Regions from separate parts of the Homo sapiens genome. Here region 1 is linked to region 2. A link is a contact called in ENCODE Hi-C or POLR2A ChIA-PET data. All regions are on one chromosome and are shown on one strand. The core of a region is the stretch at or near the end of the contact, and the rest is flanking DNA. Distances in the headings are between cores, read along the strand shown. Region 1 holds the start of TEX41 (testis expressed 41). Region 2 overlaps TEX41 (testis expressed 41).

Region 1 (5,596 bases), core at 1,168-3,667, 380 kb after region 2:
TCCCCCCTACCTTGACCCCTATCCCTGTCAGTCATTGGCCACAGGACAAGTCTCCAGGGAAGAAGGCAGCTATGAGGTCACCAGCCACACTCAAAGCAGCTTGGGCAGGAGGCAGGGGGGAAGCAAGTACCAGCCACTGAAGCGTATCTAAGCAGGGTAACAATAGCATCTCCTACAGGGGATATATTTCTGGCCTTTTTTATGGTATTTTCTCATCATTTTTGCAAATAGGTCTTGTTATGCTAAATAGTTCTAGCATTTTATACCAGCTGTGTTAAATGAGACAGCAGAAAGAGCAACAGTGTGGAAAAAGAAAGATTTGTCTCTAATCAGAGTTGTGCAGCTTAATTCAGGTCAGACAACAAATGAAAGGGGGTCACTGGGAAACTTTTTCGCTCCTAAAATATAGCCATTAAGAAATATACACCGGAGGTACCTAGGTAAAGCTGAGGCACTCAGGGCGCCTGGGGAGCAGTGGTTTCCTCAGCAAGCCCAAGTGGGAGAAGGGTAGGGGGAGCAGCTTGGGCAGAAGAGAAGGTGAGTGTGACAGAGCTGTCAACTGAGGTCCCAGAGAAAGGCAAAGGTAAGAGAAGTCATGCCCATGCCCAAGAGAGAATGAGAAGGGAAGGAAGGGGAAGAAAAAGTGGTACTTATAACCCGAGAGGAAGGATGAATACAAGAATATACCCAAACAGTGTGCAATCATAGGCATGTCCTAACTCTATCTCCTGATAAAGAATGCCTCTGATTTTTCCCACCAAACTTTTCTCTGTTTCTCATATCCGACATGGCCCACTTTTTTCCTTATAAATTGTTTACATTTGAAAAAGCTCAATCATGAAACAGAAGATGGTAAAACTTCTGTTTATTTGATGGTTATTACTAACACTTCAGCTGGAGCTTCCTGAAACATTATTGCTCTTGGTTGCATTGAGGGAGGAGTTGGTATTTGTCAAAAATTATATTTGACTTTGGTTGCCCAGAAGAAATTCTGAAGCTTCCAAATGCACGGGAGGCTTTACAGAGGTGCTCAGTGAGGAAGCGGAATCTGGAGTTTATACCATACAGAACGCCCAGCCTTGCCTCCCCCAGCATGGATGGATGATCATTGCCAATCCTCATTTGTGTTTCTGACATTAATTAATTTTGGCTTTTTTAGCATATATGAAAAAAGATTGGAGATTCTCATGAATAAAACACTACAGTGGCAATACTATTTCAACCAGAATTCCGTCTCCTTCCATCATTCTCAAGCATAGATTACCACTTTTTAAAACTATTCCAACTAGGAAATATTTATGTTTGATAAAACTAAAATGTAAACATGGGTTTAAGGTGCTTGCCTAGCTTGCTTTCCTATAACAAAATATCTGCTGGTTTTCAAAGTTATATTGAAACAGTATGTTAAATTCAGTTCTGACAGCATATAAAGATACTGGCTTTCCTAGACACATAAGCAAAGTCTTTTTATGAGCTCATAAAGGCTAGACTTAAGGAATATTTAAGTAGTGGATAATTCATAGAACAATACGATATCTTTAGTCACTCAGCTAACATAGAGGGCAACCACAATTTATTCTTCTTAGAACTTCCTCTCATGTTTTATATTCTTAGGAGGTGAAAGGTATTTAGAAAAGACCTAAATACATTTTTTTATTATTATTGAACTATCAAAGATGTGCTCTCTTTGGGACTCCCTCCACTTCCTCATTCTGTGTATGTTAACCCACTTCAGAGACCATGGTGAAATGGACCCAAAACACCAACTTACTATTTGCATTATAAATGGAGACACAAAAGAATATTTTAAAACTTTTGGTTGATCTGGCATATCAAAGATTTCTTTCTCAGCTTACTTCAGTGAGTGCATTGAAGTAAACTGAAAGCAATAGCTTAAAAGTGGCTTTAAAAAGTCATAAAAAAAAAAAAACCGGCTATTTCCATGGAAATTTTCAGTTTACTCTCCGACCCCCCTCCCTTTCAGAATCGCTTCTTTCTTACCCTCCTCTTTATTTGCAGGACTCAACAAGGAGGAACTCTGGAGTTTTCTGAATTCAAGTATTAAGCTAGCTCTCACTGGAGTGCAATCCATTTTCCTTGCCTTGTCAAATTTGCACTCAAACTTCCAGCAAACTGCCTGACTCTCCTTTTCCCCCCCTCCCTGAGCTAATTACCAACACGCAGCTTGGACTCTAACCAAGCACTTCGCCATGTCGGCCATTTTCCTCTGCTTTATAAAGTTTGCAGGAAAATTACAAATCAATAGAGTGCTTACCTGAGAGTTCATAGAAGTGAGGCTGATGAAATTTAAACAAGTCGCCAGATCTCAACAATCGATACAGCTTTTCTTCCCCTTCGACCTTCATAGGTCTGCTGTTTTTATTTTCCGTTTTCAAGATGGAGGCCAGGGTCTTCCTAAGAATCATGGGAAACTTGAAATGGGCCACAGGTGAATGGCATTTCAAAGCTATTAAATAACCGCTGAACATGGGCTCCTGTGAATTGAGCCTGGGAACAGTCTCAGGTTGCCACGTTACTAGCAGTGCCGTGTAAGAACCAGGACACATTTTTAGCATTAGCTGGGGGGAGTTAAGAACTCTTCATGAAATCAGAGAATTAAAAAGTGTAGGCCAGACGCAGTGGCTCACGCCTGTAATCTCAACACTTTGAGAGGCCGAGGCCAGCAGATTACTTGAGGTCAAGAGTTTGAGACCAGCCTGGCCAACATGGTGAAAGCCTGTCTCTACTAAAAATACAAAAATTAGCTGGGCGTGGCGGCAGGTGCCTGTAATGCCAGCTGCTCAGGAGGCTGAGGCAGGAGAATTGCTTGAACTCAGCAGGCAGAGGTTACAGCGAGCCGAGATGGCACAACTGCACTCCAGTCTGGGTGCCAGAGGGAGACTCCATCTCAAAAAAAGTGTAAAATGTTCACAGAATATGAGCTTTTATTATGAGAACATGATGGGGAGGGCATTGTACTTTAGTCACTAAATTCTTAGAAGTAAAATACACACTACTACTACATTTGTCTAGGCAATAAGTTTTCTCTAATATGAAAAAGTTATGCCCATATTTGACTATTTATCATTTCAAAGTATCGTTTTCACCATGTCCTCTTTGGAGACGATATCCTATCTGCCTCTCATTTTACAGTGTTTGAATATTTAAGCTAATTTTATATAATATCTGACGTGTCTACCTACAAAAGTATCCTGAATTTTGCTTTTTTTCATATTTTATCATACTTTATACTGATCAAAAAATAGTTCATGTGGGAAAAGGTATCTGCCTCTCTGTTTACCCAAATAGATATTAATAGTGTTGATAGACTCTTACTACAGTCCTGTCATAATTTTTTTTTTTAAAACTTCTCATCTTTCTTTGAAATGGCAAAACTTCTTGAATATAAAGAGTTGAGGATGTAGAACTCTGGTTATAATTTCACAACCTATTTCAGTATTACTCTTTGGAAATACATACAATCTCAACACCAAACTTTGAAACACCATCCCTCCACACACCCCAACCTCCAAAAATAGAAAGAAAGAAAAGAAAAATAGTACAATCTCTTCACAGATTCAGTAAAATAATATTAGCATTAAATTTTGGATAACACTGATGAAGAGAGATGCTAACACTGACATTTAACAATATGGAGCTTATTAGACCAGAGGTACATTTCTCCCTCATTAAGTTAAGAAATATAGTATGTAATCATTTTAGTTTTACAACAAAATCCATTTCTTTAATGTGGTTAGATTTCTTGATTTGGGTTTGCAAAGTTACTATCTACTCCTGAACTGTAATGCAAAATTTGCTTTCTAGTTAAGCCTAGAATACTTAAAGTTATCTCTCAAATTGTTTTAGCATAATGTTTTAACAAATCTGACCCTTGGAAAGACATCCAAGTGTCACTAAATATCTCACCTAGCTAAATTGAGGCCATAATATGAATGTCAACTTTGAATTCTAAATGCGTTTATTCATTGTCTATCAATTTGCCAACCTTTCCAAAGTGTAAGTTTATAAAAATCATAGAAATTGATATTTTCTTGGGGCTGCCTAAAGCCTCAAATTATATTTGTCAATGACTCATTCTAGAGGAGAACTTTAGTAATGTTCTATTATTGCCTCATATTCCTGTGCCCGTGTTAGAAACACCTCAGTATCTTTGCCTTTCTGCCACCACCTCCTACCTACTTCCTCCCGAGTTATGAGACTCAAGGCCATGTTATAATGACCTCGGCTGTCATTTCACTAAGATTTTTCCAATATCACCACTAAGTCCTCCTAAAAACACACCTCCCTTAAATCGTCCATCTAAACTTCTCAGGGGAAGCCTGCCCAAAAATAAAAAGAAAACAAACAGAAATCCATAATAATGTAAAGGAAGCCAGCAGCTTTATATTGGAACAACCCTGTTCTAAGGTTAACCCCAGCTGGAATTTCTGCAAATTGTCCATTTACATGACCATTCACTGAGGTCGTAAATGATGTTGAATACTGAAGGCTTCCTGCCAGTTTTAAAAAATAATTATGACAGGAATATAATAAGAATCTATCAACACTATTAAGATCTATTTGGTTAAGCAGTTTAATTGACTCTGCAAATTAAAGAAAAGGAAAAAAAAAGAATAAAAATCCCTGTCACTGTTAAAAGCAAATAACAAGAAGCAAAGTAAGCTATTGACTTGCCAGGGAAATGAGGTTTCTCAGGAATTATCTCTGTATTAGTTTTTAGGATAAGAAATTTAAAAATATAGAGTTACTACAAGTTAGCATTTTACTTAATCTCTTTACTGCTGTGAGACCAAGGCACTGCCAAACACAAAAACTTATTTTAAAAAGAATTGAAAACATTTATTTTCCTTTTGAGAAGAAAAACTTCTTAATCAGACTTCTTACTCAGTATAATTTAAGAGTTTATTTGGCATAACTTACTAAGATTCATGTAAATCAGAAGTCAAAATGTCACTTAGAAATCTTTGTATTTAAAGGAACTTGTTCCGCGAATACAGAGGTTCTAGAAAATGTTGGTCTGTGAAATTTTATACATATAAACATGATGGAAGAAAAAGAAATTAGAAAAAGATTCACTCCTCCCCATCCCTTCACCCAGGGGAAGAAAACCTATGTTATGAATGGAGACATTTAGTGAGATGGGTATTAACAGACAAGTGCTAAACCCTATGAAATATAACAAGGAGAGTCCGATTCTAATGATAAACATGCTATTGTTCATTTCTAACTGTCTGAAATAATCCTGGGTTTTACTTAAATTGTGCCAAAAACTTACTTAAATTGTGTACCAAAAATTTCATAAAGCAACAAAATCTAGAACAGTCCATCTTGCAAGAATGAACGGCTGCTTTTAGTGTGCCTGATAAAAATGGTGTCCCCTCCCCCTCCTCAGGTGCAAACACACAAGAGCAGGTTTTCCTGTTATTCTGATGCATGCCTTTCTTCCCATATTAACAATAAAAGTTTGGTATGCTATCTGCCTGCAGAAGTTACTTCCTGAGCACAAGGGTGTCTTATCTGTTGAGAAATTCTGATACCAGGTAGACCGTTGTTTATGTGAAAAGGCATCTTCCTT
Region 2 (5,929 bases), core at 600-3,099:
TCAGGTTGACTAAAAATACAAAAGATTCAGCTGTTCTAGTTCCCAGTGTGTATCTTACTATTTATTGAAACAGGTGGAGGAGGGAAGAATGTGAGAGAGAGAGTGAGTTTGTGTATGGAAGACACTAGTTGAGGAGACAATGCGTAGTGAGAACATAAAGCAGAGAACAGTGGAAATCTAGAATATCACTGGCCCAGGAACCAGAGCACCTGGTTTCTGCATTCCCCATTTGTTAGTTATTGTAATTTGGTCACCAGTAACACAATTTATCTGACGCTAAATGGAAATATCTATAACTGTTTCATACACATCAAAAGATAATTTTTCAAGTCAAATTAGATGAGATGTGTGAGTTATTTTACAAAATAAACATCTTTATATTTACACATATATTATTACCACTATCAAGACTATATAAACGGAAGTCTAGGTTACTTCAGTAGAGATGGAGTTGAGTGAACATGTGAACTCAAGAGATATGTTACATTCAACATTTAGAACAGATTGTCACCAAATGCCACTGTCACCAATGCTGCCCACTGTTCCCTCAGCTTTATTTATTGAAGCTGCATGATTAGAGATCACTGTTCTCATTACAAAGCATCAATATCCACTTTAAATTAAAACTATGAGCTGAGTGAATATGCATTGCATCTACCAGGCTATGGTGATCAATATGGAATTAACATCTATAAGTTCAAATGAGACTTAGAGTTAGTCTCTGAGTGAAGATTTAGCAACAAAGATTGCTGAGTGTTTAATCAAAAGGTGATTCATAGTTTTAATCCTACATTATTAGTCCTTCTTCTAGCTTTAGGAATGTTTTAGTAATCAAAATGTCAACATGGAAGACAAATAATTTGAAAGTCTTGAGTTATTGGAGGTTCACAAATTAAACAAGCAAACTACATTTAAGCATAATTAATAGCATATATAGCATTGTGATTAATGAGTTGCAGGAACAGCAAGAAAAATACTTTCTTTTTTCCCAATAAAAAGAGAAATATCTATGTGTACATACTATTCAAAGTATTTATGGATCATTACTACGAAAATGGGAAAAAAGCTTCCAAGCCCAAGTGAAGTGCACCAGCAATAGGGATTAAAATCCATACAAACCTGAAATAACACAAATAAAATCTGAGTTAAAATACATGAAAATACATATACTAGCCAGTAAGTAAGTTTGCTTTTACCAGCAAAAGGATTACGTCTTCATAATAGTCCTTTAATAGCTGAATTTCTAGTACATTTAAATATTTATTTACAGATTATCATCTCTCTGGTATAAAAGCTAGAAGATATCTGAGGTAGTATATAAGAGTTGGAAGTCTTAATTAAAGTTTTATAACAGAATAAAGATAAAGCATGTCTAAAACTGAAATGCAAAATAATGAAGAAAATATTTAAATTGTACTCAAAATTGCCAAAGCATTTTCACTGGGAATGAAGAGTAAAGTGAACTTCATGTACATATACTGATCCAATAGAAATCTTCCTTAACTTGAATTCTCCAAAAAAGCAGCCTCAGGAGAAGGATTTGTGGATAGGCACTTTTATTTTGGGAAATTCCTCCAGGAAGCAACTAGCAATGGGCGCTGGAGAAAGCAAAACAGGAAAGGAGGAAAAATATTATTGAACTGAATATGACTGTGGAAATGGGGGCTCAGTGCTACCGGGGACCCTCTGAGAAACCGTATAGAATTCACCCCAGAATTGTCCTCCTGAGATCAGTCTAGAGGGCAGTATTTCATCATGGTTCCAACTTCCCACTCGTCAAAGGTCTATTGAAGCCATGGATTCCAGACACTTCCAGTGGGGCACATGCCCGGCCTTTTATTCTGCAGCTGCACAGAAGCCTGGGGCAAAAAGCAAAGGAAACAAGACAGCTGATGTGGGACATTATCAGGCTCACCGGCTCCTGGCTTCAAGGCAGGGCAATGGCCAATAGGTGAGCTGCCAGAGGATGAGATCATGCAATGTCTCTAAGGGGTTGGCCTTCTTCAAATATCGCTGGCACAGCATAAAGCCAACCTGGATGGCAACATGTTTTTAGAAGAAGCTTTTTTCAGAGAGATCTGCCCCAACATTTTAGCAGAGTTAGGTAAATAGACTCATGGAACTTTGGATCCAGAAGTTATCTTGGAATACTTCTGGTCAAGACATATGCTTTTATGTATTAAGAAAGAGAGGCCCTAGATATTTTAAAACCAAATGATCCGGAGCAGGATGAAGTATAAGGTTTTTGTTTTTTCCCCCCTAATCCAGAGCTTCTCTCTTTTTATTGCATATTTGAGATTCATTTGTGTGTTTCTCTACAAATATTGAATGCCTTCTGGATACTTTTGCAGGCACTATGCTAGATGCTGGGGACACAGTGGTAGAAACCAGACAAGGTCCCTGCAATGAAAGAAAACATGGGGAGGGGAAGGGGGAAAAGAGAGAAAGAAGAAAGGAAGGCAAATTTATAGTTACAACTGATGTTAAATGCTTTGAAGGAAAAATCCATGGTGCTAATTTGTGACACAATTACCTAATAATCACTGAACAAGCCTTACTCATTGGATTCCACTACCAAGTTCTGTTTATCTGTCTCGTTAGAATAATGTCATTAGTTTTTTTTATTTTAGTTTTTTCGCTTTTTGTTTTTGCTTTTGTAGCATATGCAAGTCCTTCTAACAAAGCCCACAAAGAAACAAAAAATATAAATCAGTTTTGCCTCAGGATAGCAGAGCCTGTAATACATTTTATTTTCATTTTCCTCCATCTTGTAACTTCTCTTTCCTCCACTTTTATACTATTATACTTTCTTCTTTTCCTCCCGCCTCCCTGACCATTGGTTTCGTTTTTCAACATTTGTTTCTTCTTCATCATTTCAATGTTGTATTTTCCTGGGCAGGTTGTGTTGCTTTTTTCTCCTCCTTTTATCTTCTTCTTAGGCAGCCTTATTCATTCCCCATGACGAACCACACACAAAGTTTCACTGTTGTATATCTGTGGTCTAGATCTCTCCTCTGAGCACCAGGCCTTGTATCCCACTTCTCTCTGGATACTTTCACTTGGATATTTCAAAAGCAATAGGTCAAAATGAAACACACAGTTTTCCTTCTATCCTGGCCTTCTTCCTCAGCAACACTCTCCTTCGCCATTGAAGGGCATCTCAGGACACCAATGCACAAGTCAGTTGCCAGGGGCATTCTGCACATGCCTTCTCTTAAACTCCTCCATATCCATTCCATAATAGAAAAACATTTATTGACACCTTTCTGTTCTTTTCTTTCCTCTACCGACATCCCAGTCCAAGCTCTCATCCTCTCTGTCTTAGACTACTGCAGCAACCTCCTATCAAAGGTAGCCATTCACATTCAATGTGGTTTTCCATACCATATCCAGATTGCTCTTTCCAAAATGAAAATTCTAGCTATATTCACCACTTGTGTCTTTTCCCCCTTCTCCTCAGTAAAATGTCAGTGACTTCCACTGCATTCAAGTGAAGGCCAAATTCCTTCAAGTGGCCACAAGATACTACCTAGTCTGGCATAGGGAAGCTAGGAATATACTCAACTTTGTTTAATAGTGTTTGGTTATAATGCAGTCAAAACAAACATTCTCTGCTTTCCTCACATAAAAGACATAATGCATGGATTCCTAGAGGTCTTGTCACAATTATAAATATGAGTAAGCAAATTTTATATCTTTTTCAAAAGATCAAATCTCTCCAACAGCTTCTGGTTTCAATATTTGTTTCTCTCTCAAGAGCAAAAAGAAACCCATTAGTAGCCACATGCTCAGAATATTCAATGGTATTAATTATATCCTATTTAAATGGAAAGTAAAATAATCACAAGAATCCTGGAGCCATAATTAGTGAAGACTAAGTTTCTGGTTGTTGCAGACCTGTAGAATCGGAGAGGAAAGTGTGGTGGGGAGAGATGAGGAAAGAAAGAAGAAGGAAAAGTTGTAGAAAGAAAAAAACAAGGTAATGAATAATCTGGTCAAGATTTCAATCCACTAGCAGCATTGGACATACCAGATCTTGATGGCAACATTGGACAAGGTTCCCCTCCAGAGATAAGGCCTATGTCCTGAAAAAGGGAAAGACTAGGAGCCCAGTTCATTCACTATCTTCTTAATTTTTCACAAAGCCAGTCCACAGTGTGACAATTTTCAGGTCGTGATAAAAGTTGCCATTGGGCTTGGCATGGTAGCTCATGCCTGTAACCCCAGCACTCTGGGAGGCCGAGATGGAGAGATGATTTGAGGTCAGGAGTTCAAGACCAGCCTAGCCAACATGGTGAAAACCCGTTTTTATTAAAAAAATAAATAAATAAAAATTAGCCCAGTGTGGTGGTGTGCACCTGCAGTCCTAGCTACTCAGGAGGCTGTGGCAGAAGAGTCTCTTGAACCCAGGAGGCAGAGGTTGTAGTGAGCCAAGATCATACCACTGCACTCCAGCCTGGGGGACAGAGCAAGACTCTGTTTCAAAGATAAAAATTTAAAAAAATATATTAATTAAAAATAAAAAATAAAAGTTTCTGTTGTACTCCTGAAATAATAAGACTCTTATAGACATTAATATGAAAGAAAGAAATATAAGAAGGAAAGGAACAAGCCTTATTTAAGAAAAAAAATTCTGCATACACCTAAAATACATGCCTCAAAAAAGATTGCTTTCTTCCTACTTTTTCTCTTTCAAAATTTCAAAGGCAGGACAAGTTCCCATAACAATAAGAAATAGTTTTTTAAAAAACTACAATATAAATATGTATTTTGTGGTCTATGCTAAAATCTGCTTTTTGAGTCATGCTTCATGGTGACTGCTTTAGAAATGTCAGTCCACAACAGATTCAAACTTTATCACTCAAACTTTCCTCTATTGCACAAGACTGAAGTGGTATTCGTAGATCCATTTTTATTTCTTTTACTAAACTACTGCTGATTGCTTCTACAATTTAAAAAATTCCAAATATGAATGAATATTTAGTATCTTTTTCCCTTTTGAGTGATCAATGTGAAAAAAATACAAAATTTAAAACAAACAAAATGGACTTTTCTCAACACCAAGAAGAAGTCTCCGGAATTATCTTTAACATATAAACATCAATAGAAAGATTTAGAAAGGTAATTCTGTTGATCTCCTTAGGCTGAAGTGAAGACATTAATTATTTTACAAATGACAAATCATCTTGATTGATTTCCTCAACCAATTAAATTTATTAGCTCACTTTCCCATATTCCACCTGATTCTCTCTCTAGAACAAAAACTTTTAACTAAATGAAGGAACTGTCAAAAAGAAAAGTGAGAATATGCTGCGTTCATAAGTACTTAATACATGCTGACTAGCTATAGTTTTATCTATTGTGTGTTCTATATGTATTGTGTGTTTTCAAAGTTGCATTTTACATTATTGAATGAAGGTTGGCTTGAATGACTAGGGAAGAATGTATGAATTAGATCCAGAGTAAAGCAGAGCAAACAGCCATCCATCAATAGATGATCTATGGGAAATGGACCTCTCCATTTTGCTACTATCTATAATATTTTGATTCATTCTAATCATGCACATTGCCCACAGATTAGCGCGCACACACACACACACACACACAAACACACACAAACACATACACAACAATGTTTAAGAAACTTCCAGGTCTATCTCTATGGAATCATTGAGTAGAATAGGAATATTCTCCTCTGTTAATCTGTATGTTCTATACAGTTGGAAGTATACATTAAGTCTAGTTTTTAATTCCCAGAATTGAATTCTTTTTTCTTGCATGGGTGAAAACATGTAGGTTAGTGACTCTTGAGCACATATGTGCACAAATACACACACACACTTCTGTGACACAACAGAAGAGAGAATCTCTGGAGTATCTCCCTTCGGCAACACACTTTTCCTCTCCATTTAGGTCAATGAGAACTACA

What was found. A loop is a pair of places that touch in the nucleus more often than their neighbours do. ChIA-PET counts read pairs that join two places held with the same protein, here RNA polymerase II (POLR2A).
Region 1: a map of PC-3 shows a loop between it and region 2 (3-fold over the local background). The contact joins the promoter of TEX41 here to the enhancer-like site in region 2. A Hi-C loop is called at or near these places in 1 of 168 maps with a recorded cell type or tissue (PC-3). POLR2A ChIA-PET finds 5 or more read pairs at or near these places in 2 of 52 experiments (K562 and OCI-LY7).

The regions. Positions count from the first base shown.
Region 1 is chr2:144,664,788-144,670,383 of GRCh38, reverse strand. TEX41 (testis expressed 41) reads right to left here and starts at 2,417. Exons shown (of 5, transcript NR_033870.2): 1 at 2,276-2,417.
Region 2 is chr2:145,039,556-145,045,484 of GRCh38, reverse strand. The region is part of intron 3 of TEX41 (testis expressed 41); the gene reads right to left. All of the region lies in intron 3 of LOC100505498 (a long non-coding RNA gene), which reads right to left. Among named protein-coding and RNA genes, the nearest start is that of LINC01966, 160 kb to the right of the region's middle. Within about 2 kb of position 1,849, at least 2 of the 41 ENCODE cell types and tissues checked have a DNase peak (open chromatin) inside an H3K27ac peak, as active enhancers do.